5 separate regions of the Homo sapiens genome follow, and all the other regions are linked to region 4. A link is a loop called in an ENCODE intact Hi-C map of the cell type or tissue named here. Cell type or tissue: heart left ventricle. All regions are shown on one strand. Each heading gives the region's core, and the rest is flanking DNA. Links, peaks and the distances in the headings are about the cores only. Region 1 holds the start of SLC4A3 (solute carrier family 4 member 3). Region 2 overlaps SPEG (striated muscle enriched protein kinase). Region 3 overlaps ASIC4 (acid sensing ion channel subunit family member 4). Region 4 overlaps DNPEP-AS1 (DNPEP antisense RNA 1). Region 5 overlaps SPEG (striated muscle enriched protein kinase).

Region 1 (5,670 bases), core at 1-4,000, 220 kb before region 4:
CCACACCCTGCTCCTCTTTTCTCAGGGTCAGAGCTGGGGACACTCCCCAGGGTCAGGAAGGAGGTGACTGCCAGGAGCTCTGGACCCTGTGGCTCTGGGCTGGGCCCTGCTGAGTAGAGGCTGCAGCCAGTACCTGCTGGAGTGCTGGGGGCTCTTGTCAGTGTGTGGGCCCACCGAGGGCAGGGGCTTGGTGACAGCAGCCCTCCCAGGGAGGCCTGGACTGTCATCCTCGTCACTTCCAATGGAGAACTGCAGACATAGAATGTGCCCTGGGGCCTTGCCCCGACCTACCATACAGCCCCCAACCCTACCCAGCCTCACACAGGCCCCCAACACGCACTCCTCTCCTCCTCTCTGTACCCCTCCCTGACCCCTGACCTGCCACCCCTCCAAAGGGAAGCCCCTACCTTTGCCTTCTGTGGGGTCCCTGAGTGGGGGGGCTCCACAGGTTCTGCCTCAGATTCTCCTTCCTCTTCCTCCTCTTCCTCCTCTTCCTCATCCACTCCAGCTCCCCCCTCCTCCTGGATGGGAGGGGTCCCCTCGGAGGGAGGAGCAGAGGTTTTCTCCTTCTTCCTCTTTCTCCTGGTGTGCCGGGCAGAGGTGGGGGGCAGCCGCCGCAGCTTGTGGGGTGGAGGCAGGCGCGCTGAGAGCGGGTGGTGGGTGTGGTGGGATGTGTGCCGGTGAACTGGGGGTGCAGGAGATCCGGTTGAGGCCCCCACAGCAGAAACAGGGGCCCTCCCCACCCGAGGGCACACACCTTCCAGCTCAAGGCCGCAAACAAGGGCACCCTAGTCCTTCCTCCAGGGCCATGACCCCCCAACACCTGTGTCCACGTGCCTGTCATTGATGAGGTCTGGTGGAGTGGGAGGAGAGGGTGGATGGACAGGGAAGGTCATGAAGGGGGCTGGGAGGGGAGACGTGATACAGCAAGGAGGGGAAAGGCGGAGTTGGACTAGCCGAGGTGGGACAAGGAGGGAGTGAGTGGGGACGAAGGGGAAGGGGAAGGTCACCGTGGAAGGGCCCAGGCCCAGCTCCCTAGATCTCCCCTGGTCTGGGGCCCACCTCCCCAGGCAGGCGGACAGGCGATGGGTGGGGGAGGCAGGATGACTGAACACGGCATGTGGCCCAGCACAGAGTCCAGCACAGTGTCCGGCACAGGATGGCACTGGGTGACCAAGCCGGAGGTGAGCGCGGTGATGGTGGCGATGAAGGTGATGGTGGCGAGGGCGGCCGCACTAGGGGTCCCCAGGCTACCCACACTCAAAGTCCCGCTCGCTGTAGCTGCGGCTGGGCTTCTCGGGGTCCCAGGCCGGGGGCTTGCTGATGAGGTCCCCAAACCTGCTCACAGCCAAGGTCTTGCCCAAGTCATCGTCCTCCTCCTCCACGTCTGGACTTAGAGGGGGCTCCTCCAAGGGCACCCGGACCTGCAGGCCCAGACGGCCTCTGCTAAGGACCCCTGACCCATGAAGGCCCCACACCCACCCCAACTCCAAGCCCTAGTTGGGGGAGCTCAGCAGGCTCTCACACCATCGGGCCCCCTCCCCTTGCTCCCAGGCCTGTGTCAGCATCCCAGAAACCACCCTCTCTGGGCTCCCAGAGCTTGTAAAGAGAGAGGGCTACGGATCTGGAAAATATCAAAAACCCCCCTCTTTCTCCGTAACCCCCAGCCCAGCTCATCCCTGGATCTGGGGGGTCCCGGGGTCGGCCAGAGGACTCCTCTGCCCACCCTAAGGTCCCTCCCCTCTCCTCCCCCATCTCTCCCCCGCCCCCGCGCGCGCCGATCACCTGGGGTAGGGGGGAGGCGCCCCCGGGCGGCGGGATCACTCCGTTGGCCATGGCCAGGTAGGCGGCTGGGGACGCTCTCGCTCACTAGGGGACCCGAGACCCAGGTGAGAAGGAGGGGCCACTGAGGGGGCCTAGCGGGGAGCCCTGGGGGAGGAGGGCGGGGTCAGGTTCCTTGCGCTGGCGCCCCCCACCCGGGAGCCGGATGCACGCTCCCGGCCCAAGCGCCCCTCCGAGGCCCAGCCACGCCCGGGACAGCCCGGGTCCCCCGCCCTGCCCGGCGTGCCCCGCCCCGCGGTACCTCGGGGCTCCGGAGCCTGCGAGGCCCAGGCGGGCCGCCGCGCCCCATGTCCCCCGCGCTCTCTCCCGAGCGCAGCCGCGACTGCCGTCCGGCCTCTCGCAGCGCAGAGCCGGGCTGGCCGGGCGGACGCAGGCGCCGGAGCCCGCAGCCCGCGGCTCCACCTCCTCGCGCTCCGCTCCGCACCTCCGCCGCCGCCGCCGCCGCCGCCGCCGCCGCCGGGCCGCACAATGGGAGCGGGCGGGCCGTGACTCACCCCGCCCCGGCCGGCGCGGCCCCCACGCGCGGGCCCCGCAGCACCCCACCTGCCCGTGCGCCCCTTCTCCAGGCGCCCCACGCATCGCTGGGGGCTGGGGCGCGGCCCGATATTCCCACAATCCCCCAGATTCGCTCCCCAACCCTGCTTTTAGCCTCCCCTCCCCTCCAGAGCCCAGGAAGCCACCCCCTCCGCAGACACAGGCCCCTCCAGTCTTGGGAACGGAGCTCACAGACCCCTGGAAGCACCCACCACCTCCCCTTTCATTTCTACCACAGCCTTGCCTCTCAAAGGCCTGGCTTCTGTCGCCTGGCACCACCCAACGTTTGACCTTGACACAGTACCTCCCCTCCTCCCGCCTCAGCTTCCCCAGCTGTAGCGAGAGGGGCCTGCAATAGGGGTGTTCCAAAGTTCTATGCAACTCTAAGACTGTGTGGCTCCGTTTCCACATTTCCTCTCCCTTCTCCCCCTATCCCTGAGGTCACATCTCATTTTCCAAGGGCAAAAGGTCTTTCGAAGGAGCCACTGGACCCCAATCGGCCCCTATCCCGAGATCAATGAAACTGGACTTCTACACAGTGCGATGCCATAACAGCCCTGTGACCTTGGTACTTCACCGCGTCTGACCCCTGGCCTCATCTAGATCTCAGCTCAACCCAAGGAAAGATTTTCTGTGTGCATAGCCTTCCAAGGGGAAGGGAGCTAGGATCTGTTGGACGCCCACATTGTCTTGTGTGTGCTCACAGTCCTGTGCTAGGTTGGCCCTCTCCAGACTGGCTGCCTCGTCTCAGGCATAATAATAAGAGGAGCTGTTATGATTCCCATTTGGTCGGCAGAGGACAGTGGAGACTCAGGGAGGCTCGTTACCTGCCATGGTCACAGCTGGAAAGCAGGCTGCCGACAGGTTTGGGCATCATTATCCATGTATTGAAGTGACTCTCCAAGCCACAAACAAAATTTTTAACTGAAAGAGATGAACTGTCCTCCTAAGTCTCACATGGTGAGTCCCAAGGTGGGAATTCCTAGGGTGGGAATCAGCTATGCCTAGGCAGAGCACAGCTGTGCCCCAAAACTCAGAATGGGAGACCCAGCTGTTGGGAGTTGAGTAGTGTCCCCCAAAATTTATACGTTGAAGTCCTAACCCCTGGTACATCAGAGTGTGCCCTTATTTGGCAATAACGTTCTTGCAGATGTTAAGATAAGGGTGGACTCATCCATTATGACTGGTGTTCCAGTGAAAAGGGGAAATTGGCCAGGTGCGGTGGCTCACACCTGTAATCCCAGCACTTTGGGAGGCCAAGGCGGGTGGATCACGTGAGATCAGGAGTTCGAGACCAGCCTGGCCAACATGGTAAAACCCTGTCTCTACTAAGAATTAGCTGGGCGTGGTGGCACACGCCTGTAATCCCAGCTACTCAGGAGGCTGAGGCAGGAGAATTGCTTGAACCCAGGAGGCAGAGGTTGCAGTGAGCAGGGATCGTGCCAGTGCACTCCAGCCTGGGTGACAGAGCAAGACTCCATCTCAAAAAAAAAAAATATATGTATATATATATATGGGGGAAATTTGGACAAAGAGACGTGCATTCAGAGAACGCTTTGTGAAGACTGGAGTTATGCTGCCACAAGCCAAGGAACTACCAAAGCTAGGAGAGAGGCCTGGAACAGATCCTTCCCTAGTCCCTTCAGAGAGAGCCTAGCCCTGCAGACACCTCGATGTCTGGCTTCTAGCCTCCAGATCTGTAAGACAGTAGATTTCCATTGTTTAAGCCACTGGGTTTATGATACTGTGTTACAGTAGCCCTAGCAAACCAGAGCTATCCCAATTCTTTATTCCTCTGAGCCAGGCAATGTGGTTCCAAGTCCCTACCTTGAATTTTGTTTTGGTAGGGCCTTCACGTCCTTAGAGACACTCAAGAGCCTTGGAACCTTTCCTGGTCGGCATTGCACAGGGGCTCTGGTCTTCAATCCACCTCGACATTGTGTTCCCAGCCCCGCTCCTCTAGTCTGTAAAGTCAGACAGCAGTTACTTTAATACTGAGACAGCCTGAGAAGGGTCTTGCCAACCAGGGACCCCTGGTGTACCAGGCCATGTACATCCTGCACACCAAGATGCCATAAGGGTGTCACAGGACTTGTCCCTCTGAGGTTCCATCCACCCCAGAGAGGATGCTGAGCACAGGCCCTCAACTTTTGGTAGCCCCAGACCCCCATTCTTTCAGTTGGAGACCCGCACCCCACCCAGAGTCTGAGGCTTCGTTCTCTACCCTTACAGACCTTCCTCTCTCCTCCACCCCTCTGAGATGATGGAGTAAAATCTCCCCTTGAAGAGCCTTTAGACACCCATGTTTATCTCTTTCTTTCCAGGCTGGGGGGAGTAAGATGATGCTGACACCCACCAACTCATCCTATTAGACATAAACGCATGCTTTCATTAGGCCCGCTCTCGTCTTTGACATCCTGCCTGCGGCGCACCTGTAATTGTCAGTCCCCTACAGTGTGTTCCCGATGGGGTCTTCATTTCTGTGACAAAAGAGCACTCCTTGCATGCACAAAGGATGGCCACTCTGGGTATGTGTCAGCTTCTAGCTTACAGCCTGTAGACACTGAAATGGTGACAGGAAAGGTGACAGCAAAGGCTGAAGCCAGCGACAGGCCAGCTTAGAGCAGTAGCCAACTGTCACACCCTTCCTCACAGTCCAGTCTCACAGGAATGTCCCCACCCTGCATGCTGGCAGCATAGGACACTTGTCTGCACATGCAGCAGCACCACAGCCTGTCCCTTAGGTCCGAAGGAGCAGGAGCCATCCCGCCACACCACCCAGATTTGGAGGCAAAGCACACCGTTCTCTGGGCTCCCCATGAATGGGCCAGAAGCCCTCGGGTGGATTCCTCTGATTCTGTTCCCTGAAATCACTCTGCGGGTCCAGCGTGCTGGGAACTAGACCAGTATGGCAGATATCTGTCATCTGTGGCCACCCAGATCTTTGAAAACCCACTTTTACATTTTGGTCATTTCTCATAAGTCTTCTCTTGCCAAGATAGAAGCCAGAAAACCATTGCAGCCAGGGCACAGATACTGACCTCGGTTCCACCAGTCAGACTCACCTGTGCAAGACCTGAATTTAGAAGTGAGCATTGTGCACAGGAGACTCAGACTTCTGCAGGCATGGAAGGCAGAGAAGTTCTCATGTTATAGCTGGTCATTAAGTCCTTGCTCTCTATTCCTCCCGAGAATACCCTCTAATCCTCATTATTTTTTAGTAAATTCCCTTCCAGCTTAAAGTGGCTGTTATTTCCAACTAGTCATCCTGACTGCTAGAATCAGGGGAATGGG
Region 2 (5,753 bases), core at 1,175-5,174, 73 kb before region 4:
ATAGATGGGGGTCTGGTATCATTGGGTGGGGACTCTGCTGCCTACCTAACAGTGCTCTCCACCTCCACCCCTGGCTTCCTGTGGGCACAGATGGCACACTCAGGACCCATTTGTTGGTTCTCAAAGCTCAGGTGGGTGAAGGCTGGTGCCCAACCTGGCCCCTGCCACCCACTGCCCTCACCTCAGACTCACACACGGTGGGTTTCCTGGCGATTCGCTCCAGCAGCTCCTCTGTGCAGCTACATCCCAGATCAAGGAGAACAGTGCCCAGTGCCAACTGCCCGGCCCAGCCCAGCGCTCAGGGCAGGTCCCAGCTCAGCACGGGGTTCTCCTTCCCCTTACAGAATGCTTGATACTAGCCAGAGACTGCCTCTCCGCTCCTCCACGTGTACCCCCTCCCCACCTCCTGTCCTCTGAGGGCACAGGTGGGTCATCCCTGCTTGAACTCCCACTTTCTATGGGATCTCAGACAAGTCACTTCACTTCTCTGAGCCTAGGTTCTCCCAGGAGTAATATGGGAATAACATTTCCTTTCCTGCCCACCCTGTAAAGCATTTATAGGGATCAAATTACAGCAGAATTTTGTTGACTGTGGATGGAACTTCTTGACTCTATTTGAGAATGACCTAGAAGATCCATGACATGGAATAATTTGTCATTTTGCTGAGGTTTGAATTCAAACAGTGCAGGCAGGAGGCTCATGTGCAGGTTACGGTCACCCTGCTACTGGGGTGATGAGCCAATCACCCAGCATCCTTACCTCAATGTGCCTTTGCTTAACCACAGCCTTCATGAAAGGGTAAAATCTGTTCCTTATGAAAACAGCCTCTAAATAAAGCCAAGTATTGATCTGAAATGGGGTCACTACAAATATGCAGATGCATTGTACTGCATTTCATGATGAAAAGCATAGGCCATGTGCTAGCTCTGTGACCTTGGGCAAGTTATTTAACCTCTCCATGCCTGTCTCTTCATCTGTAAAATGGGGATAATACAAGTTAATAATAAAATTCCAGGAGATAGGAATATATGGGATTAAATAGGTTAATATTTGTAAAACTCTTAGAACACTGCCAGGCACACACATTAAATGCTATGAAAATTTAAGCTAACAATGGGCTTAAAACTGTTGGTTTTCATAGAAGTCTCCAGATGTATCCCTCCCAATTGTCAATTGGGACTACTTTGTAAACTGTAAAACATGTTGCCTATTGGATGTTACAAGGACCAGTCATTTAGGCATGGATCCCCCTAGCCCCCAGCCTGTCCCAGGATACAGCTCGGTGACAATGACCAGTCCCCGGCGCCTCTCGAAGGCCTCATGGAAGTAGAGGACACAGTCGTGCTGGAGCCTGGCCAGCAGCCGGGCCTCCCGACGCGCTGATGCCTTTGGCTTGGCCTGGCTGGGGATGAACTTGGCCGCAAACTCCAGGCCGGAGCTACGCTCCACTATGCGCCGCAAGTAGGAGAAAGCACCCCTGGTTGACACAGGGAGGGGGTCAGAGATCAGCCATCACTGTGGCCCTCTCCACCCCTCCCAACCCTCAGACCCAGCAGCCTCTCTCGGCCCCCACTGGCTTCCCTCCTAGCCCCACACCTGCCGATCTCCTGGTGGATGTCATAAAAGTCGCTGAGTCTCCTTCCTCGATGGTCCTCATCCTCCCCGACCCCCTCGACCTCCATAGCTGTCTGAGCTGGGGCAGAGATGTCATGGTGTTAGGTGGGAGGGGAAGAAAGCAAGCAGGCCAGAGACTGGGACAGGTGGACAGAAGAAGAAGAGAGAAGAGGTGCAAGAATGTTGGGGGCTCAAGGCGGGGTGCTGGGCTGGGGGTGTGGTGGCTCGAGTCCAGGGCTGGCTGCTTCCTGGGCAGAGCATGGAGGGTCACATCAGATTCCAGGGGGTGTGCGCTTTACCTTTCTCCGGAACTCCTGCCTACCTGAATGCACAGCCAACTCTGCTTTGCAGGAGACCTCACCCGCCAGGTTCTGGGCGGTGCAGGTGTAGACGCCTCCATCCTGGGCCCCCGTGCTGAGCACCACCAGGGAGCACTCATTCTCCTCGTACACGAAGCTCACATGGCTGCTCTCGGTCAGCAGCACCTCGTCCTGCAGAGTGGGGTCTCACCTTCAGCCTGGGCCTGGCCTCATCTCTACCTTGGGGCCAGGGCCTCATCTCCTACTCTGGGCAGCGCATCTCTCACCAGGACCCAGAGTCAGCTCCTCCCTTATCTCCCACAGAAAGCCCTGCACCCCTCAGCTAGTCAGTCCTCTGCAGCCCCTTTCCTCCTCCTAACCACGCCTCTGCCCGGGCTCCGCCCTCCTAAGGCCTTCCAGGACCCTCCCACGCCCCCAGGGAGCCCCTCCTCCCTCCCCCAGGCTCAGCCAGCAGCACACTCTGACCTTGTACCACATGATGTCCGGCAGTGGTTTTCCCTCGACCACCACCGCAAAGCGAGCAGTTTCCCCAGCCCCCACCTCCACGTCCTCCATGATGGACTCAAACCGAGGGGCCTCTGAAACACATGGGGATAGGGGTGGGAAGAGAAGGGGCTAGGGGCTGGCTTTACCCTGCCTCCTCAGCCCCTCCCAAGATCCCCCATCAGTGACTGGCTCAGTCAGAACGCTAGACCCCCGCCTCCCTGCAAGCCACCACCCCCCACCCCCACCAACTGGGACAACAGAGTTCCCTGCCTGGACCAAGCCCCGCCCCGCCCCGTAAATCCAAACGTGATGTTCTCCAAATCTGAGGAAACCTGGCACAAGGTGCAGGCTTGCTTTGTTTGACCTTCTGTATTAATTTGGCAGCTTTGAAATTAGGAGATTTTCACACACAAAAGAAATCTGGATTTCCTGCCTCTCTTGAAAAATCAGGACTGGCCATCCTGAGTCGCTCCCCTCGCTGCATGAATCCGCGGGAGAGGAGTGGCCCAATGCTGCCCCCTGTGGGTGGCCGCCCTTCTTCACAGGGCCACCCGCTGGCTTCTGACTACCTGAACTTGGCCCCTGCAGGTGGCTCAGCCTGTGACCCTGAATTAAGCTCATGGATGGCATTGCCTCTACCTTGAAGTTTTTTCACTGAATCTTTGAAAAATGTTTAGAGGGGCTTCTATTAATAGCATCTGGGAGATGGCAAGATGAACAAACAACCCCCAAATACTAACCAAACCATCTAGAAATGGACTCTCAGTATCTCCCACATGTGGTTGTGATTTCATTCTCCATACATATCACATGGTCATATGATTTCCTGGTAAAGCAGCTTCTAATTCTCATGATGGAATTAAATACACATTGCAATGTGCTTTGCAAAGGAGCCTGTGACTTCCAGGTGTCCCCCGCCAGCCCCCACCCCCCACCCCAGCGTGTTTGAGCATCTCAGACTGAGGAGAAGTAGGATGAGTCAGGCACTTGGGAAGGCAGGGCGGCCGGGTGTGGACCCCCACCCTTCACAGGCACACAGACAACGGGGGAGGCCATCCCGGGGGTGGGGAAGACACTGCAGTGAGGTTGACGTGGAGGAAGGGGGGCCACCACTCCACTTGCCCTGTCTGGGTGTGGCTGGGTGGGGTCTAGTGGAATAGGGGTGTCAGTGCAAGCCCCAGCCCCATCAGAGCCCTGACTGGCTGGGCTCAAATGGGGCTCCATCGGTCACTGTTCCAGCTAGGCTGTGCTGCAGGGCTCTCAGGGCCAGGGGCTCCCCAAACTTCAGGGCTCCTCCTATATCTGGGAAGAAAGGTGAGTCCTGAAGATGGACTGTCAAGGAGTAAAGTGGTGACTGAGTGGAGAGTGCTAGGGACAGGGCAGGCAAGGAGGGAGACACTTAAAAGAGCGCCCAGCACCCCCACCATCTTCACAGCACGGCCAGAAGCGTTCCCTGTCTCTTTGTTACACACCCTATTGCCACTTATCTTCCACTTCACAGACGCCTCCCCTCGCCTCTAGGAATCCTGTCCCCCATGGGCTGGGAGGTGGTGGGGGCAGTCTATGAAGGTCAAAGCACCGGAAAGTTTCAAGTGAGCTTCAATGGTTTTTTGAAAGCACCAGAAAATGTCCATTTACCCATGATAAGATTGCCTGTGCTAAGTAAAATGTCACTTTCTTTGCTTTTGGTTGGAATTGTATTTACTCAGCAGGTAACCCTGTTTAGCCCATGTTGATCAGGAGTTCTGAGTGGCGGTTACATATGTCTAGAGTTAATTAACAAATTAGAAAACCAAACAGTTACTACCTAATGCATTAGGTAGTAACTAGTTTGAGAAACTACATCTTTAAAGGAAAAATTATAAAAAGAATCCTAAGGCCCGAGGCGGTGGCTCACATCTATAATCTCAGCACTTTGGGAAGCCGAGGTGGACGGATTACTTGAGGCCAGGAGTTCCAGACCAGCCTGGCCAACATAGCAAAACCCCATCTCTACTAAAAAATACAAAAAATTTGCTGGGCGTGGTTGTGCAAGCCTGTAGTCCCAGCTACTTGGCAGCCTGAGGCACAAGAATCACTCGAACCTGGGAGGTGGAGGTTGCAGTGAGCCGAGATGGTGTGGGTGACAGAGTGAGATGACTGTCTCAAAAAAAAAAAAAAAAAAAAGAATCCTTGCTGCTGCAAACATTGGGAGGCTCTGTCAAACAGGCTTGTGCCGAAGGGCGGCCAGGATTCTCAGGGCTGGCAGTTCGGTGATAAGATGTGCCCATGGGTTTCTTTAAAAACCAACTTGGTCTTCCCATGTTTGTTATATCTGAGATACTATTTCCTATTATGTTTAACACAGGAGCTAGGAGTCAGGCAGCCACACTTGAACCCAGCTCCTGTACTTATTAGGTTCTGTGAACTTGGGCCAGTTACTCTTAGCCTCGGCCTCAGTCTCCTCATCTGTAAAATGGGGATAATAACCAACCCCAACTCACAAGGCTGATGTAAACATTAAATGAGGCAATACATGTAAAGTGCTTAGTACTGAGACTGGCACATACTAGGCTCAATACATCTTTTTTTTTTTTTTTTTTTGAGACAGAGTTTTGCTCTTGTTGCCCAGGCTAGCGTGCAATGGAGCAATCTCGGCTCACTGCAACCTCTGCCTCCCAGGTTCAAGTGATTCTCCTGCCTCAGCCTCCCAAGTAGCTGGGACTACAGGCACCTGCCGCCACACCCAGCTAATTTTTGTATTTTTAGTAGAGATGGGGTTTCACCATGTTGGCGAGGCTGGTCACGAACTCCTGACCTCAGGTAATCCACCTGTGTCGGCCTCCCAAAGTGCTGAGATTACAGGTGTGAGCCACCGCGTCTGGCCAATAAATCTTGTTAGTATGATTGTTGTCATTATTACTAATATGGTATTTGTATAGCCATGACATGGACAGGCCTGACCAGAGGACATGGGTTTGGATCTGCAGCAGTGTCAGGCAGGTTGTGTACCTGGGGGTGTGAGTAGAGAGCTTTGGGCCTTGGAGGGAGGCTAGGAAGAAGGCCCGCTGTCACCCACCTGCCAGCTCCAATGTGACCGAGCAGGTCTGTGTGCCGTGACGGTTTCGGGCGGTGCAGGTGAGGGCCCCCATGTCCCGGCGGCTCACCCGGCAGATCCGAAGACAGTACTGGTCATCATCTGGCTGGCTCAGCTCGTACACACCGGCCCGTGCCTCTAGGAGGGCCCCTCGGCAGCTAGGGGACACATGACAGGGAGGTCACCCAGATCTTGCCCCAGGGCATTCCGGCCAGGCTGGGCCAGACCTGGGCTGCCACATGTGGGAAAGGGGCCC
Region 3 (5,753 bases), core at 290-4,289, 130 kb before region 4:
CCCAGCAAAGTCAACACAGCTGGCAGGCTCTGAGCTTCTAGAGGGCAGGTTTGCTCCACATCCCCTCTGAGCCCAAAGGCGAGCCCTGTGCCCAATCCAGGGCCTAGCAGGAGATGCTCACCCGCTGTTCCTGGCAGGACACAAAGGTCTGGAAGCCTGGGGACACCCCGAACCCCAGCTGGTGGATGTAGGGCGGCTCCTCCTGGCTGTGGATCTGCACCCGAATACCTGCCTCAAACGACGTCTCATCTGCACAGCAGAGATGGGGACCTTTGGAAACCCATCCCAGGCAGAGGGCCCAGGCCCCAGTCCCCAAGGTGGCCCTTGTCCCTTTCCGGCCTGCGTACTTGTCTCCCTCCAGATGGGCAGGTACTCCTCCTGCTGGATGTCCAGCATGATCTCCAGGCCACTGCCCATGCCCCCTGCCCGGCTGGGCAGCGAGCTCCGCGGGTCCGCGTTGAAGGTGTAACACTTCCCATAGCGAGTATAGACCTGGGAGGTGGGGTGAGAGAGCAGGAGGGGAGATGAAAGGAGTGGCCAAGGCAACTCCGAAGTTCCCTGCTCCCTGCTGAGGGCCACCAGATCTGCTTGGACACTCCAGTCCCGTATCCTAGCAAGCAATGTACAGCCCAGCCTCTCCAATCAGCGCCAACTTTTCTACTGATGGCCTCCCTTAGATGATTAGAAAGCATCTCCAACCCAACAGCACATCAACACCTTCCCAAACCCTGCCTTCCCCCCACCGTTTTCCTCCACCCTAGTAAACCACCCCACTATATCCACCCAGTTTCTCAAGTCGGAATTTCTGAAATCTCCCCTTCCATCACTCCTGCATCCAAGCCAACAGCTAGTCCTGGGACACTTCTTTCTCTTCTTTTTTTTTTGAGATATGGTCTTGCTCTGTTGCCCAGGCTGGTGTGCAGTGGCACGATCTCGGCTCACAGCAGCCTCAACCTTCCAGACTCAAGCCATCCTCCTGCTTCAGCCTGACAAGCAGCTGGGATTACAAGCATATGCCACCAAGCCCAGCTAATTTTTTTTTTTTTACTTTTTATTTTATTTTTGTAGAGACAGGGTCTTTCTATGTTGCCCAGGCTGGTCTTGAACTCTTGGGCCCAAGCAATCCTTCTGCTTTGGCTTCCCAAAGTGCTGGGATTACAAGCATGAGCCACCACATCCAGCCTCCAGCCCACTTCTGAAATACATTTAGAATCCATCCACTTTCCTTCCTTCTCCAGCAACCCTCATTTTGCCATCTCCTCCTAACTGCTCTCCCACCTTGGTCCACCCTTGCCCCTCCCTACCGGAAGCCATGGTGCCCAGTCCACAGTGCTCAGATCCAATGAAACCACTAACTGACTTACCCAACAATAGCTTCCCATTTCCCACATAATGAAGTCATGCTCCTTCCCTAACCCAAAAGTGCCCATGTGATGTGGCCCTTGCCTGCCTCTCCCACCACCTCCCCCACATGTCTGTGACAAGTTCAGACACCTGGACTCCTTTTCTCCTCGGGCTTTTGTTGTTGTTGTCCCCTCTCCTGGAATGCCCCCGCACACACACTCATGGTATGGCTAGCTGCCCATCACTGAAGCCTCAGCATGTCACACTCCTACATCACACGGCCACATTCAGTGTCACCGTCCATGCATCCACATGTCTGTTGGTTTGCTCAAGGTACTTATCAAGACCTGAGATGATCTTGTTCATCTACTTGTCTCCTGTCCATTGTCCATCTCCCTCAATGAGCATGTATGCCGCACAGGAGCAGGAGCCTGTCTGGTGTCCCCAGCCTCTGGCCCAGTGCAGGGCACAAGGGACACTTGAATGAGCAGTCTCTGCCGCACAGAAGCCCGGCTCCCTTTTCCTCTGCGGAGAGTTCTCCTGCATGGACAGCAGATGGCGCTGGCGCCCCGGAGATGGAAGCCCAGGCTCCCGCTGGGGATTTAGCTGCCACCAGGAGCTGCGCAGCGGCAGGGGTGGAGAACAGGCTGAGGGAGAGGCGGGTTCTAGTTCCCCCCTGCCAGGCTTCCCTAACAGAGCCGAGCCCCTGGGTCAAACCCATCACAGGCAGCACCTTCCCTGAGGGCAAGGGGTCGGCGCACTCAATCACTCTCTCCCGCTCCCCCTCCCCTCTCCTTGGGAACATTTCCCACTGGTAAAAGCTGGAAGAAATGGCAGGAAGCGGTGTGGAAGGAAAAAGAGATCCTGAATGCCTGGCTACACAGGGGGAGTGCAGAAGGGAGAGAGGCTGGGTGGAGGGCAGCGAACCAACTGAGAGTCCTCCTGAGACCTCCTAGGGGGCAGGGTGAAGTCCCCATGCCTGAGAAGTAGACCACCCTGCTGCAGTGCTCTGGGAGTCGCAGCCCTGATCCTCCCCTCTCCCACAGTTCTTCTACCACCCAACCACCCTGCCTCCCGTTCCCGAAACAAAAACGTGTGCACCACAAACAAAGCACCCTGAGTTTACAGAACACAGTGCCGTCTACCGTTGCACACATCCCCTCAGTACCAGCTAGGTGTAGTTATCCCAACTACTTCAGATGAGGACATCACAGCTCAGAGAAGTGAAGTGACGTCCAAAGTCACACAGCTGGGAAGAAGGAGAGGTGCACCTCATCGAGGGGCGAGGCTCCAGCTGCTCCTGCAAACCATTGCTGGCACCCCCCACTCCAAGCCTAGCCTACCTCGGGATCCAGCTCCTGCCCCAGCCCCATCCAGGTAGATGAGACAGGAATGGGCCCCAGTCCCGTCCCTTTCTCTTCTCCCATTCCTCGTTCCCTCCTGCATCGTTCCTCTGTACCTTCCTCACCCTTTCTTCTCCATATCGGCTTCTCTTCAATTCCTTTCCTGTCCCCCAAGTCCTCTCCTTCCCTCAACATCCCCCACACACCTTTACCAGCTCCCAGATTCAAGTCCTTGACCCCACAGGTATCACCCCTGCCCTCCTCCCTGCTATGTATCCATCTGTGGGGCAGGAGTGGGTGTCATGGACAGCTCAGGAGCACTCAGTATGCCCCATGCACTGTGCTAAACGCTTCACATGTTCTATCTGGATGAATCCTCACAACTACCCTGTGAGGTGGGTACTATTATCTCCCCATTCTACAGAGAAAGAAATGGAGGCTCAGAGAATTCAACTGGTTTCCCAAGATTTTCAAGCCCAGGGCTTAAACACTATTGTGCACACAAATCAGGGGGATCTTTTTAAAGTGCAGAGTCTGGTAGAACAGATGTGGGGAGGGAGCTGGACAAGGCTGAGAGTCCATGGGCCACACTGTGAGTAGAAAGGCACTAGGTAAAGGAGGAGAACCCAGCAAGACAGCCCGACTCTAGACCTGTGCTCTTATCGCAAGTCACTGGAGGTGGAGGAACTCTGAAATGGGCCTGGTGCAAGATTCCTCTATCCCATCCAGGTGCAGTGGCTCACACCTGTAATCCCAGCACTTTGGGAGACCAAGGAGGGCAGAACACTTGAGGTCAGGAGTTCAAGACCAGCCTGACCAACATGGTGAAACCACATCTCTACTAAAAATACAAAAATTAGCTGGGTGTCATGGTGGGCACCTGTAATCCCAGCTACTCAGGAGGCTGAGGTAGGAGAATCGCTTCAACTCAGGAGGTGGAGGTTGCAGTGAGCTGAGATCACACCACCGCACTCCAGCCTGGGCAACAGAGTGAGACTCCATCTCAAAAAACAACAACAACAACAACAACAAAAAGTCCAGACCCCAGGACTCACGCATGTAATCCCAACACTAACACTTGGGAGGCTGAGGAGGGCAGATCACAAGGTCAGGAGTTTGAGACCAGCCTGGCCAATATGGTGAAACTCCCGTCTCTACTAAAAATACAAAAATAAGCTGGGTGTGGTGGCGGGCTCCTGTAGTTCCAGCTACTCAGGGGGCTGAGATAGGAGAATCGCTTGAACCCAGGAGGCAGAGGTTGCAGTGAGCTGAGATCACGCCACTGCACTCCAGCCTGGGTGACAGAGCAGGACTCTGTCTCAAAAAAACAGAAAAACAAAATTCCTGGGTCCTGGTGGTGTGGGAAATGCTGATGGGAGGCATATATTAGTATTTGTAGAAATCTGAAAGTACTCAACCTCTTCCTATTTCAAACCAAGAAGATGCTAGAATCAGCTCTTGCTGACACAGCCAGTTTTGCGTATATGCTCCAGTTGAAAGGCTAAAGAAGGCATGGGCGACGTGGGGTACCCACGTTATGAGCTCCTCACTCATGTCCCTCAGCATTCAGCACCACCTCGGCGGAGCCCTGACTGCCAGGCACCGTTGTGGTGTCTCTGAAGCTCAGCCTCACCCATGGGACCATGAACTCCATGTGACCAGGAGTCCTGTTTCCCTCTTGGCATCCCCAGAGCCCAGCGAGATTTGCAGAAGGAGGTATGAGGTGGGAGGAAGGAAAGCAAACACTATCAAACATCCCGACTTTGTACCAAGTCCTGTGATAGGTGCTTTTGATCTATTTTCTCCTTTGAGTCTCCAAGAAACCCATATGAGCTAAGTATTTTTGCCCCCATTTAATGATTAGGTACCTGAAGCTCAGAGAAGGAAAGTGACTTGGCTAAGGGCACACAGCAAATAAATGACAGCCGAGATTCAAACAGAACTGAACCCCAGGTCAAAGCACAGTAGGTGCTTATAGAACACCTGGTGGGTGTTCAGTGAATGAATGGCTCTTGGAGGCTCCTGACTCTCGGAGGGGCTGGGGCAGCGTCCCTACCTGGTACCTCCAACAGACACACACAGACACATGCTACATGGAACCGAGCCCACCCTACACAGGGCAGAACGAATGCCCAGCTGGCGAGGGTGGTGGTTCCTTGGCACACAAACCCTCAAGGTGGCTGTGCAGAGTCGGGGTGACAAAGGGAGATGGGTGGAAGTTGTCTGGGTCTCAGGGATACTCTGCAGGGAACGGACTGGCCAGACTGGCAGGAGGAGGCCACCTGCACAGCCCGGGTCAGTCCTGACTGCTGGTCAGAGCACAGCGTTGCCCAGGAGACAGTCCCTGGGCCAGGCAGGCAGGGGTGGGTGGAGCCATCAGCTCCTAAGTGGCAGAACTCTGGTGGCAGCACAGCCCACAGCTTCTTCCATGGAGACGGCACGGCAGCTCTGCCACAAGGTCCCACAGGTTGTCCACTGCTCCCTCCCCATGGACTGGCCCAGGAAGAGGGGGCAGTATGCAAAGGAGTTGAGAGTCCAGGGTCCGGTCACGGAAAGGGGAAGGTCGTGGGCCAGGGAGTGTCCTGATGGCAGAGGGGCTATCTCCAGATCACCAGCTCTCAGCCTCTGGGCCGTGTCCCCATCTCAGACCCCCATGTCCTCCTTTGGTCTGGCCCTCCCTCTCTCTCTGCCTTAGCTCCAGGTCCACGCTCCTGGCCCTAGCTGGGGCATGTGTCCTCCCAAAGCCCCTCCCGGCCTTGGCTGACAGCTCCTAGACAGGACTATGTCTGTGCTGTACACTGACACTCAGGTCCCCTCCCCCACCTTCCTTCTGGCCAGCACCTGCCTGTCCTTCTCTGATCACCTCCCCTTTAGTGTTGGCCTGAACCCCAGCCTGGGTCTGTCTGCCTCGCTAGCCTCTGTTTCCTGATCTCAGTCTGTCTCTCGAGTCCTTCTCTATCCGCCTGACCCGTCTGTCCCTGCCCCTGATCAGTTATCCACTTGGACTCTGTTTCTCTGCCCCTGCCCTCTGTTGACCTGTCCATCCCCTTGGCCTCTTTCTCTCCC
Region 4 (5,753 bases), core at 1,117-5,116:
TGTGTGGTCTCCAAGGCCTTACCACATATTGATTTGGCAGACACAGCCCTCGGCTCATCCCCTTTTAACTCGGCCCCATCGGGGACTCTCCATGGAAAAAGCCCCTTGTCCAGCATTGGACAAGTCCCTCCTAACATTCTGCTCTGCTCCTCTTCCCAAAACCCTTGCCCTCCAGAAACGGTCTAGGCATGGAGGGGGAGGCTGTCAGGGAGTCAGGCCCCACTGACAGAGGAGTCCGAACTTTAGCCTACAGGAAAGGCGGGTGGGGAGGACACTGGAAATTTTTCATCTGAAGGATAAAGAATCCAGTGGGGGCCCTTCTGCCCCATGCCACTCACAGGCCAGCCAGGCACGGGGCTCCTCACAGGCTGCAGAGGCTCCCCTCAGTCCACCCTGGCCCCAGACTGCCCCCAACCGGCCTGGGAGCAGCCTCGCGTAGCAGCATCCACACCTCTGTCCTGGAGAGGCTGCCAGGAGGACTGAGACCAAAGTCCAGGCTTGATCTGTGGCCTCAAGTTTCCAAAAAGATTCCGGGGTCCACTGCCAGCCCCTGGGGATTCCCACTGCCCAAGCTCGTGAGTGCCAGATGCTCCCAGAGCGCATCAGGAGTGTCCCAGATACATTTCCCTTCCCAACTAAAGATCCCCAGAGTTACAATTTGCTGAAAGCAGAGTGCTGGCCTTCTTTCTTCCCACCCACAGCAGTCAGAACGGTATACCCCAACCATCCCAAAGGGCCCTCCTAATGCCCCCACCTCATCCGGCCTCAAAGAGATGGGGCAGGTGCTCCCTCTGCCCTCTCCCAGGTGCCCCAGCCACCCTGGATACCAGAATAGACCACTGACCGCCTGCCCTTGGGGCTGGGAGGGGCCACAGCCGGTGCTGCCACTCAGGCTGGGAGAGGGATCGGGCAGAGAGGAGCGGACAGGCTGGTGCTGGGACTGAGAGGGCGCTGGAGGGCCCCAGGCTGTTTCCAGCAGCTCCTCTGTGCTGTGCAGTGAGCTCTCCCACCAACACCCTACAAGCAAGAGTGCCCCCCACTCCCCAGCCAGAAAAGGGCTTGGAGCTCCAGACACCAGCTCAGAATTGGGCTGAATCTAGGCTCCAACTTCTCCCAAGCTCTCCTTTTCTCCTCTGGGGCTCCACCCCAGCCCCAGCCCCGTCTAAGTGAGGAGGCCCTTATTTGGTGACCCCACATTCTAGCTTTTTGGTGTTGAGAGGGCTTCCGGCCTGGACTAGGATCCCTGCCCCCACCCCTAGGTCCCAGGCTGCTTCTCCTGGTCTTCCAGCTGCTGGTCCTGGGCAGTTCCCTTCTTGGACACCTCTCCCAAGCCCAGGCCCGATTTAGCTCCTTTAATCTTGCCAGTAACCCAATCCGGCCATTTCCTGAGCACACGCTGCACTTCCCAAATGGCCCTTCCCTGGAGAGTGGCTGGGGCAGAGTGGCCTCAGCTCTTCCCTGGACTGAAGCACCCCCACCCTCCTGCCCCAACATTCTACTCCTCTCTTTTTCCCCACCCCTAGGAGGCCCCAGGGCGCTCTGGCTCTGCAAGACTCTGTTCTGCTGTCCCGGCCTCTAAGTAGCCCAGGCCTGAGGCCCGAGCCCCCATTTCCAAGCCCAGCCCAAATCCTCACCTGGTGCTTTCCCGCTTCCCAGCCTTTGCTGAGCTTTTCCTGTGCCTGGAACACCCTCACCTTCACAGGGCATTTCTTATTTTTTTTCAAGATGGAGTCTCGCTCTATTGCCCAGGCTGGAGTGCAGGGGCGCAATCTCAGCTCACTGCAACCTCTGCCTCCCGGGTTCAAGCAATTCTCCTGCCTCAGGCTACCTAGTAGTAGGGATTACTGCCACCCACGTCCAGCTAATTTTTATATTTTTGTAGAGACGGAGTTTTGCCATGCTGGCCAGGCTGGTCTCGAACTCCTGACCTTAGATGATCAGCCTGCCTCTGCCTCCCAAAGTGCTAGGATCACAGGCGTGAGCCACCGCGCCTGGCCTGCTCATGCTTTTCCCCTGCCTGGAACACCCTCACCTCCACAGGGCATTTCTTACCACAGTGCAACACTTACCGTCTCCCTCTCACGGCCAGCTCCAGCCTCATTTCCCAAGTTCTTCTCAGAGCCCAGAGTGGTTTGGAGCCCAGACTGGAAACAGACTACCAGAGACCCTGATCCCAGCTCTTCCTCACTGTGTGACCTTGGACAAATTGCCTTCCTCCTTGTGCCTCCATTTCCTCATCTGTAAATGAGGGTGATAATGCATTTCTCAGAGGGTGCCTGTGAGGATTCATTGAGTTCCTTGATGTAAAGTGCTTTGAATAGTTCTGGGGACATAGTAAGTGCTATTTAAATGTTAAATGAAAATTATCTTTCCCTGCCTTGTATTACTATGACTTTATTTCCTCCAAGTTAAGACACCATGAATTGTGAGACACTTCATTTATTTAATAACATCATTTCAAGGGAAAAAAGAAACATTACCATGTAATGTACAAATTGTAAGTCATCTTCCAATTTCAGAATGTGTAAATTGTTGAGGAACAATAATATTTGTGTGGTGTGTGCGTCTTCCTGCTTATAAGAGAGTCCTCATTTCAGCTTTGTGTGCACCTATTGCTTATGGTTGGTGCCCAAGGGCTTGAGTTCAAGTCCTTACTCCCAAATTTTATTTAGCTAAGCAATCTTGGGTAAGTACTTTGACTTCTTTAAGCCTTGATTTTTTTTTCCTAAATAGCCTAAGTAACTCACAACAATTGTAGTTAATATTAAGCAAGTTCATATATACACGCACACATATATATAAGGTGTTTAGCGCCATATTGGATGTTCAACACAAAAGCGCTATCTTTATAGTGATGATTTTGAAACGTTTGCTGAATTGAATCACACATTTCCAAAGACCTGGGACGCCGAGACGATCTGGTATTTCATGGTCCAAGTGCCCTCCAGTGGCCATAAGGAGAAGCTGCAGGCTTCCGATGCACTTCGGGGGAGGCCTTCCTTAGCCAGCCCGGGAAGTAATTCAGTCACGCCCACCCATAGTCAGGCTTATCCAGTTCTCCTGGAATTCTTCACATTAGATTTCCTTTAACAAAGACCTTAAAGGGCTTCTAAAAAGTAGGATAAGAGACTAAAAGGCAGAGCTTTATCCCAGGAAGGCTGCAGCCTGGCCATACACTCTCCCCAAAGCCTGTGGGCCCAGGGCCCCAGGCAGGCAGGCAGGATGGTAAAATGCCATGCGGAGCATCAGTTCTCCTCTGACCCAGACACTGTGGATCTGTATTGTGAGAGAACTCGTTTGTACACATCCAAAAATCCAGCAGAAAACAGCATTAGCCCATTCTAAGAATCTGCATCCGTGCTTTGACATATTTGTCATTTGTTTACCCATGCACTCCTTTCTTCCATTGTTCCTTCATCCATCAATATTTATTGAATACCAAGCTTGGCAGCCTCACGTCCTAGGTGCTGGGGGTTAAAAAGATCAATTTAACACAGACACAAACACAGCCACCAAGAGTTGTTCATAATGTCCCAGACACCACACGCAGAGTTAATCCTTGTATTCGAGTGTTTACAGCTTCTCTGTGTGGCTGAGGGGGAGGGCACAGGCAGAGAAATGAACATCAGATCCAGGCTGCCTGATTTCCCCCGACCAAACGTGTCCATAATGGGAGCTTTCTCTGGCTAGGTCAGGGAACTGACTTCCTCCTCCTGGGCCACACTGCTGCTCTGAAAAATCCTCCCTGATCTCAAACACTGACCAAACTCCCAGCTGCATCTATATCAGAATCCCTGATCTCTCCTTCCCCACCATTGCCCTTTACCCAGAGCCCAGAGCTGGCAGTCAGGGAGGAGAGATGTGTTTTTAACCCACCTTGCAATGGATGGCCTGGCCAAGGCTGTTACTTACCATGACTTAGCAGCCACATGCAGCTTAATGCCATCTCTGGCTCACTCCCCCTTGCCAAGGACTGAAATGAAGGAGGCTCACTCTAGAGCACTGCCAGGGGTGTGCAGGGGGTGGGTGGTGGGGGGGTGTCTGCAAGTGCCCAGGGTCTATCTTTCTGGAAGATGGCAGGAGGGAGAGGAAGACCTGGTGAACATCTATTACTGATTGTCCCTGGGACCCTGGTGGCCTCCCGGAACTGCCGCCTCCCTCCTTCCCTTCATGATCAAACTTTTCAACTGTCCTCCCCACACCCATCTTCAGTTTCCCCTTGCAGGTTCCTCATTGTCCCATTTCCTCAGAATTCTTGCAGCTGCAGTCACACAGGCTATTGGTGCCCTGCTGGGTCCTCTACTCCTAGACCAGTGCTGTCTCACAGAAATACAATGGAAGCCATGTATGTCATTTTGAATGTTCTAGTAGCTGCAATTTTAAAACGTAATAAAAACAGGTCGGGCGCAGTGGCTCACGCCTGTAATCCCAGCGCTTTGGGAGGCCGAGGCGGGTGGATCACTTGAGGTCAGGAGTTCGAGACCAGCCTGGCCAACATGGAGAAACCTCATCTCTACTAGAAATGCAAAAATTAGCCAAGCGTGGTGGCAGGCACCTATAATCCCAGCTACTCAGGAGGCTGAGGCAGGGGAATTGCTTGAACCCAGGAGGGGAAGATTGCAGTGAGCCAAGATGGTGCCACTGCACTCCAGCCTGGGTGACAGAGCGAGACTTTGTATCAAAAAAAAAAAAGTAATAAAAACAGGTGAAATTAATGTTACTAATATAGCAATGATAGTATATTTAACAATGTATCCAAAATGCTATCATTTTAACCTGTAAGCAATATCTTAAAATGGAGATATTTCATACATTTTGTACATAATCCAGTGGCACATTGTTTTATAGGTATAGCATTTCTCAATGTGAGAGGTACTTGAAGGTGTAGCCACATGTCAAGGGCTCAATAGCCCTGCATAGCTGGTGGCTGCTGTACTAGCCAGCACAGTTCTAGAGCCTTCATTCTCTACTTGGCATCCACGATTTTGCCGAGTCCAGTAATTATCCCATTCCCATGTGGCCTGTCTCCCTTGGGAGATTCGAAACCCCTCCTCCCCCAGGGGCAGAGTCCTCATTTTGCTCATCCCTCTGACTCCCAGGGCACCATCAAACTGTGCCCCACACCCAGGAGGCCCTCAAAGCATGTTTGTTGATGGGAGTGAGCGTTCGGGATTGATTTTTGTGGTTCAGTTATGGCTGTAAATGGTGTTTTATAGATTGCTTCTATAGAAGCACCCTGCTGCAATATTAGCAGAAACAAGCAGCAGTGGTTGTCAGCACAGGCAGAGGCCTCGGGGCAGATGGGGCTCCCTGAATCAGGCGGGGGAAATCCTGCTAGATGAGATACCATTGCTCTGGTTTAAGAGCCTGTCATTGCCACAGCGTGCTCCTCCAAGCAACCCCATCTCTGTTAGAGCTCAGAGATAGCCCCTGTCAGAGTGCATGACACAAAGGATGTGTCTCCAGCAACCCGCCACCAGGCTGGCAGCTTTCTCAGGGCAGAAATGGGAGTTATTCAGGTGGACAAGAGCCTGGCCCACAACAGATGCACCAGGCATGCATTTCGAATGAATAAATGAATGGATGACCAGAGTGAGTGAAGCCTCTCGTTCATGTCTTCATGCCCCAGAAAGTCTTTATCGAGCACTTACTATATCAGACACTGTGCTTGGTACTGGGACACAGCAGGGAACAAGGAAACAGGGAGGGTCGTGTCCTCCTGGAGCTCACATTCTGATGGGAGAGACAGATAA
Region 5 (5,753 bases), core at 1,076-5,075, 57 kb before region 4:
TGGCCTCTGAAATGTCTTGCTCCTTGCTAATTTTGGGAAGGGGGTATTTTTATTTTTGAGACAGGGTCTCACTCTGTCACCCAGGCTGGAGTGCAATGGTGTGATCTCAGCTCACTACAGCTTCCACCTCCCAGGGTCAAGTAATCTTCTTGCCTCAGCCTCCCAAGTAGCTGGGATTACAAGCATGCACCACCACATCTGGCTAATTTTTTTGTATTTTTAGTAGAGACAGGGCTTCGCCATGCTGGCCAGGCTGGTCTCAAACTCCTGGCCTCAAGTGATCCATTCGCCTCACCTCTCAAAATGCTGGGATTACAGGCGTGAGCCACCGCACCCAGTCATTTATCCCAAATGGACAGACATGAGACCCAAACCCCTCCCCAGAAGGGGAAGCCCTAAATAAGCCTGGAACATGGGGCAAGGGACAGGGTGCCGGGGGGAGTACACTGCTGTCCCTGAGATGAGGCCCCTGAGGCAGATCATGGGGAAGCCCACCAAGATTCCATTTCCTTCCACCCAAAGCCAGACCTCCCAGAGCCAGGCCTGGCATAGAGTCGCTGGTGGGTGGTGGAAAGTGCGGCTACTCACCAGGAGACCACAGGCTTGGGCTCCCCCTGCACGCGGATGCTCATGATGACATCTTGGCCTTCTCTTACTGACTGGTCCATAAGTGAGACCTGAAGGGGGTACCCCAAAGTGTCAGGGGAAGACAGGGCAGAGCCTTGGGTCCTGGGGGCTGTGGAATCTGAGACGGAGGACTCTTCCACAGCCAGGCTGAGACTGGCTCTGGGTAAGAGGGTTTGAATGGGAGCAAAGTTCCAGGTCTTGATGTTGCCTAGGCATGGCCCCAAGAACAAGGGGGCACCCAAAGGAACGGGGGCACACAGGAGGCTAGGCCCCAGCCTCAGGGGTCTGACCTTGAAGGTGGGGGGTGCCTTGGAGCCAGTGTCAGAAGAACGGCGGTTCTGGCTGGGACTGGGCTTCATGGTGGGGGTTCGCGGCCAGGTCTCCCCAGGCTCTGGGAACTCCTCTGGGGGGCTCAGGTATTCCTCGTCGGAGGTGATGGGGCTGCTGAAAGGGGATGTAGACCCACCTGGAGAGAGACAGAGATAGCTACCAGGGAGGAAGGCGAGCAGAGAGCCTGGGAGAGCTGGCTGGAATGTCGCCCAGAGCCCAGGAGTTGCGGCAGCTCCCCGCAGGCCGGCCCTGCCCTGACTTCACCCCCAGGCTCCTGCGACCTCGCCCAGCTTCTTCCCCTCCCTGAGCCCCTGGAACCTCCTCTGCCACTGGCTCTGCCAACACCGACCCTGCTGATCCTCCCAGGAGGGGACACCATAGGGAAAGGCCTGGGGCAAAGGGTTCGGGCAGCAGAGGGGCCACTCCTGGGCCTGGTGGGAGAATTCCACTGGAGCAGGGCACCCACATTCCTGACATGGACTAGAGACCTAAACTACCAACTGCAGGCTCCAAAAGCAGGGGAAGCAGGTCTATGGAACCCTGGAGCAGCATGGCTAGGACGCCCATTTCTTGGGTGAGCTGGGCCTGGTGCAGAGGAACACACACCGCAGACAAGTCACATCCCGACCTCGGTCCAGGGCCAATGAGGCGGCACTATCTAGCCTGCCCCTCCCCCTTTCCCTTCTCAGCTTCCTGCCGTGCAAACCCCAGGGGCACCTGTTGGCCACAGCCCTACAGCTTGCACCCCCAAACGCTCGAGGGATAGGAAAGCAGAGCTGGAGTCATCCACCAAAAAGGGCAGCTCAGCCTGGGGGAAGAGGAGGGGGGCACCAGAGTCAGCCTTGGGGGAGGGGTGTCCCCAGGGCCCTGACGCCCTCCCCTGCAACTGGCCAGGGTCCCAGTCTCGCTGAGCTGGCTCCTATCCGACTGCCAAATACAGACATGAAACTGCCACAGCCCCCTAGGTTCTCCCCAGGGTCCCCCCACCCCAAGCCCCCAGCAGGGCTGTACCCCAACTCACCCCGAGGCTCTGCACACAGACCCCAGCCTGTGCCTGTCCTGAAGGCTCTGCCCTGGCACCAGGCCCTCCTGCTGCCTGCCCACTGCCCACCCCAGCGTGGCTCCCCAGGGAGCAGGAGCCCAGCCTGTCCAGCCTGCCCAGCCCCACTCACTCGGCTGACCCAGCTGAGGCCCTGCACGGAGAAGGCCCTGGGGGAGGGGAAGGCGCCTGAGGAGGGGAAGGAGGAGGTTGGATGGCAGGCCGGCAGGCAGCTGGCTAGGAAGGTGGTGCCTGCCGAGACCACAGGCAGCCTGGGCCCTGGTGTGGAGGGGGAGGAGAGGGGAGAGGGGAGGGAGGGCGGAGCGCGGCCGTCTGGATTTAGCCACTCTGCTCACTCCCAAGCCGCGGGATCTGCCTTTCTTCTCCTTACAGCTTCAGACCCTGACAAGAGCAAAGCCCGCTCTGCGGTGCCTTGACTCAAGGTGTGGGGCCTCCGTCCCCGAGCAAGACAGGGGAGGGGTGGCACTGCGCTGTGCCAATAGGGACACTTGCCCTGACCCATTTGTTCTGACACGTCCACCAAAGAAGGTGCCCGTGGGAAATGTTCCCTGTGTTGCCCCTTGCTCTGACGGAACCACCAAGATCCCTGACCGGGGAATGCGCTAACGAGCCTCAAATACTACAGAGCCAGGGCATACCTGTTTTCTTTGGCCCCGAAAATCGGAGAACTGTCAAGATCTTTGCCCTCCTTCACAGAGGTGGGGGAAGAATCTGAGGGGGCCCAGAATCCCACCTCTGCCCCCTCATCCCTGCCATGGAAGGTCTGGCCAGCAGCCACCACAGGGCCTAAGCCCACATCCAGCCTTCCTACCCAAACCGCCAGGGCACCTGTTGGCAACTTGCCCGCCACCCACCTTAGCCCCGCTAAAGAGGACAGCGGGGGCTGCCTCCCCCAAATGGCCCCTTATCATGAGAACCCATTTGTATCTGGGATGGGGAAAGGGTTTGGACACAGAACCTGAGAGAAGGGGGCTGTTGAGCAGGGGTCACATGTCCTTCTCCCTCTTCCTATCACCTCACCCCGCAACCCGGGGCCACATTCCCAAGCCATGACCTGTGTTTCCCAGCATGGCCAGTAAGGAAGGAGGGCTGGGGGCCGGGCAGAGGAGGGGCCCACGGTTCAGGCTGGCTGTCTTGAGGTAGGGTTGGGGAGGGAAGTCAGAATGGCATTTGGTGCTTAAGGCATTTGATGCTGAGATCACAGGCATGGCTCCGCAGGTGGGCGGTCCTACCCCTCTATGGAGCCTGGAGTCCTGCCCCAGGGTCACCTCCAGGCTGGACAGTACTGAGGAGGCTCACGGGCCCAGGGACTGGGAACGGAAGCAGAGCTGAAGGCCAGATGGTCAAGGTTTGCAGGGAGCCTCAGAGACCCCTGGTGGTGCCCAGGGGAACAGCATGCTGGAGGGCATCTAGCCATGAAGCAGACCCCCATCCTCAAGCCCCTTGGAGAGACAGACTGTCAGAGCAGCCCAGGCCTCTTCCAGACAAGGCAGTAGCCTCTGCCCCTCCATACCTCCAAAAGTGAGTGACCAAGGAAGCTGATCGAGGATTCCTGAGGCTCCATACCAGAATCCGGTGCCACCTAGTTTTTTCCCTGGCCACATAGCAAAAACCATCTTTGGAACCAGTCCCTGACATCCCAGCCCTGCTGCACCCACAAGCCCAACTCTCACTGTGGCAAACACAGTTACACCAGCCAGGAAGGAGGGGGCAGGTGCCCCCCTAAACCTAATAGGCACATACACTCAATGGCCCCGAACAACCCACCACGGAAGTACCGCCCCTTCACACTGGCTCCCAATCCCCCACGCTGACCCCATGCTCATGTCTGCCCTTTCAACATCACTCTCAGGTCAAACTCATTTGATGAAAATACTGGCGTTAGGAAGCACACAGGGAACTCCCTCTCCTCAGACCAGCACATCCACCGACCCCAACTGTTTCAGCGTCCCCTGATGTGTTCTCACAATAGACAGAGTTGCAGCCACCACTGCGAATTATCTAGTACATAAAAGGTGTCGCACACAGCCCTTTGCTTCAGGGCTTCTCAGAATGTTACTTGACCTACTCACATCAGGACCACCTCGGGCTTATTTAAAATATAGATTCCTCAACCTTACTCCAGCCTGCAGAATTAGATTTTCTGAAATGAGATGTCAGGAAACTGCATTTTAAAAAGCACCCCAGATGACTCTTAGGCACATGAAAGCTTAGGGACCACTGCTGATCTTTATGGGAGGAGGACAGCCCTAAGAGGTGGTATCACTAAGCCCCCTTCACTGGGCCATTCAACCTCAGAGCAGAGCTTTGAACCTAGGAGGTTTGGCTACACAGCCCATGTGCTTCCCCTGGCATGACCTGGTCTCCCATCTTGGGCACAATCTCTAACTCTATGGCAGTGGTTCTCAAGGTTTTCTGTGCATCGGAATCACCTGGAGGGCTCCTTAGACCATAGAGTGCTGGGCCCCACCCACGGAATTTCCGATTCAGTAGGTCGGGGCTGGGGCCAATAATCTGCATTTCTTAAGAGTGCAAAACGCTTATTGGGAAAAAAAAAAAAAGAAACTGCATTTCTAACACATACTCAGGTGATGCTGATGCTGCTGGTCTGGGGGCCTCACTCTGAGGACCACCGCTCCATGGTCTCTTTGCCAAGCTCCCCTCATAGGCAGAGCCTCATGACCCTTGTGGCTGGGTGTCATGCCTAGCCTCACCTCTGTGTGTCACCCACGTTGCTCAAGGGCTTGAAAAGTCATGGGGCTCTCTGCCTACTCACTGCCACCTCACATACAGCTCTGCAGTCCACACAGCCCCTAACTGTCCAGGAGGGCCCCCAGGCACAGCTGCCAGTGCTAAGGAGTGGCAAAGACATGGTCATGTCCTCAGGAGCCTTCTGGGTGGTGGGGAAGACAAACCAGATACACAAGTGACTACAAGAGCAAGCAGGAAGTATGAGGTAGCAAGAGAGCAGCAGGTAAGGGGCGTGGGAGTATAGAAGGCGGGAGATGACTTTTGGCCCAGGGAAAAAGAGAGAACTGAAGGAAGAGGCAGTATTGGAATTGCAGTTTGCAGGAAAAAGGGAAAAGTATTCCAGGCAGAGGAAAGTGCATGCGGAAAAGTTTGAAGCAAAAGCCATGTGTGCAGAGGACTATAGCTCAACTGTCTGTCTATAAACTGGGTAAAGAAGTAAGGAGTGGAGCATCCACTGTTCAAGCAGGTGCCTCCCACTGCCACCCGAGGGCCAGCCTCAGGCCTCTGGCTCCTTTTGCCCTATGGGTGCAGATGGTAGAGGCCACACAAAGGTGTGCAGCCTTTACTCTGTAGGCAAGGCGGACTCTTTACAATTCTTTTGTTTGTTTGTTTTTGCTTTTGTTTTGAGACAGTCTCAGTCTGTCATCCAGGCTGGAAAGCACTGGTGTAATCTCAGCTCACTGCAACCTCCACCTCCGAAGTTCAAGCGATTCTCCTGGCTCGGCCTCCCTCAGTAGCTGGGATTACAGGCTCCCACAACCACACCTGGCTAATTTTTGTATTCTTAGTAGAGACGGGGTTTCATTATGTTGGCCAGGCTGGTCTCAAACTCCTGGTCTCAAGTGTTCCACCTGCCTTGGCCTCCCAAAGTGCTAGGATTACAGGTGTGAGCCACGGCACCCAGTCCATAAACGGTTTTTCCTCCTTATGATTCTTGAGGAAGGGAGTGATAGGCTGCAGGTTAGCAAGCATTTGCCTGTGGCTT

What was found. Hi-C counts contacts between places; a loop is a spot of excess contacts. Peaks named below come from ENCODE experiments on the same cell type or tissue, not always from the same donor. Only the 100,000 strongest peaks of a DNase experiment are listed, where the experiment ranks them.
Region 1: a loop joins it to region 4, with 2.5 times the contacts of the local background. A loop is called at or near these places in 6 of 110 quality-filtered maps.
Region 2: it touches region 4 in a loop (2.6-fold over the local background); 16 of 110 quality-filtered maps call a loop at or near these places.
Region 3: it touches region 4 in a loop (9-fold over the local background); 107 of 110 quality-filtered maps call a loop at or near these places.
Region 5: a loop joins it to region 4, with 2.1 times the contacts of the local background. A loop is called at or near these places in 41 of 110 quality-filtered maps.

The regions. Positions count from the first base shown.
Region 1 is chr2:219,624,159-219,629,828 of GRCh38, reverse strand. It overlaps SLC4A3 (solute carrier family 4 member 3), which reads right to left and starts at 2,199. Exons shown (of 23, transcript NM_005070.4): 1 at 2,084-2,199; 2 at 1,786-1,929; 3 at 1,259-1,424; 4 at 408-685; 5 at 134-249. The coding sequence starts at 1,836. LOC124908064 (a long non-coding RNA gene) reads left to right here and starts at 1,819. Exons shown (of 2, transcript XR_007088701.1): 1 at 1,819-1,889. RefSeq lists enhancers at 292-993, 994-1,696. In heart left ventricle, for the core only: CTCF peaks have their summits at 1,813 (motif pointing left) and 3,168; a DNase peak (open chromatin) is centred at 1,929; H3K4me3 peaks cover 2,836 bases; H3K27ac peaks cover 3,877 bases; H3K27me3 peaks cover 1,205 bases.
Region 2 is chr2:219,473,630-219,479,382 of GRCh38, reverse strand. SPEG (striated muscle enriched protein kinase) reads right to left here. Exons shown (of 41, transcript NM_005876.5): 18 at 5,480-5,655; 19 at 2,401-2,513; 20 at 1,938-2,106; 21 at 1,598-1,694; 22 at 1,278-1,478; 23 at 182-239. Among named protein-coding and RNA genes, the nearest start is that of SPEGNB, 20 kb to the left of the region's middle. RefSeq lists enhancers at 2,011-2,718, 3,426-4,133 and a silencer at 2,802-3,096. In heart left ventricle, for the core only: a CTCF peak has its summit at 2,953 (motif pointing left); DNase peaks (open chromatin) are centred at 1,352 and 2,939; H3K27ac peaks cover 1,535 bases.
Region 3 is chr2:219,526,497-219,532,249 of GRCh38, reverse strand. ASIC4 (acid sensing ion channel subunit family member 4) reads right to left here. Exons shown (of 10, transcript NM_018674.6): 2 at 348-492; 3 at 122-249. Among named protein-coding and RNA genes, the nearest start is that of ASIC4-AS1, 12 kb to the right of the region's middle. RefSeq lists an enhancer at 1-7. In heart left ventricle, for the core only: a CTCF peak has its summit at 1,893 (motif pointing right); a DNase peak (open chromatin) is centred at 1,909; H3K4me3 peaks cover 308 bases; H3K27me3 peaks cover 1,451 bases.
Region 4 is chr2:219,400,303-219,406,055 of GRCh38, reverse strand. It overlaps DNPEP-AS1 (DNPEP antisense RNA 1), which reads right to left. Exons shown (of 4, transcript NR_183823.1): 3 at 5,652-5,733; 4 at 2,424-3,467. Among named protein-coding and RNA genes, the nearest start is that of DNPEP-AS1, 15 kb to the right of the region's middle. RefSeq lists an enhancer at 2,867-2,966. In heart left ventricle, for the core only: a CTCF peak has its summit at 2,960 (motif pointing left); no DNase peak of the experiment used is centred there; H3K4me3 peaks cover 114 bases; H3K27ac peaks cover 1,535 bases; H3K27me3 peaks cover 138 bases.
Region 5 is chr2:219,457,222-219,462,974 of GRCh38, reverse strand. SPEG (striated muscle enriched protein kinase) reads right to left here. Exons shown (of 41, transcript NM_005876.5): 7 at 918-1,093; 8 at 589-677. Among named protein-coding and RNA genes, the nearest start is that of SPEG, 25 kb to the right of the region's middle. RefSeq lists a silencer at 2,113-2,293. In heart left ventricle, for the core only: CTCF peaks have their summits at 3,396 (motif pointing left) and 4,732; DNase peaks (open chromatin) are centred at 1,594, 1,834, 2,274, 3,334 and 1 weaker place; H3K4me3 peaks cover 1,138 bases; H3K27ac peaks cover 3,764 bases; H3K27me3 peaks cover 883 bases.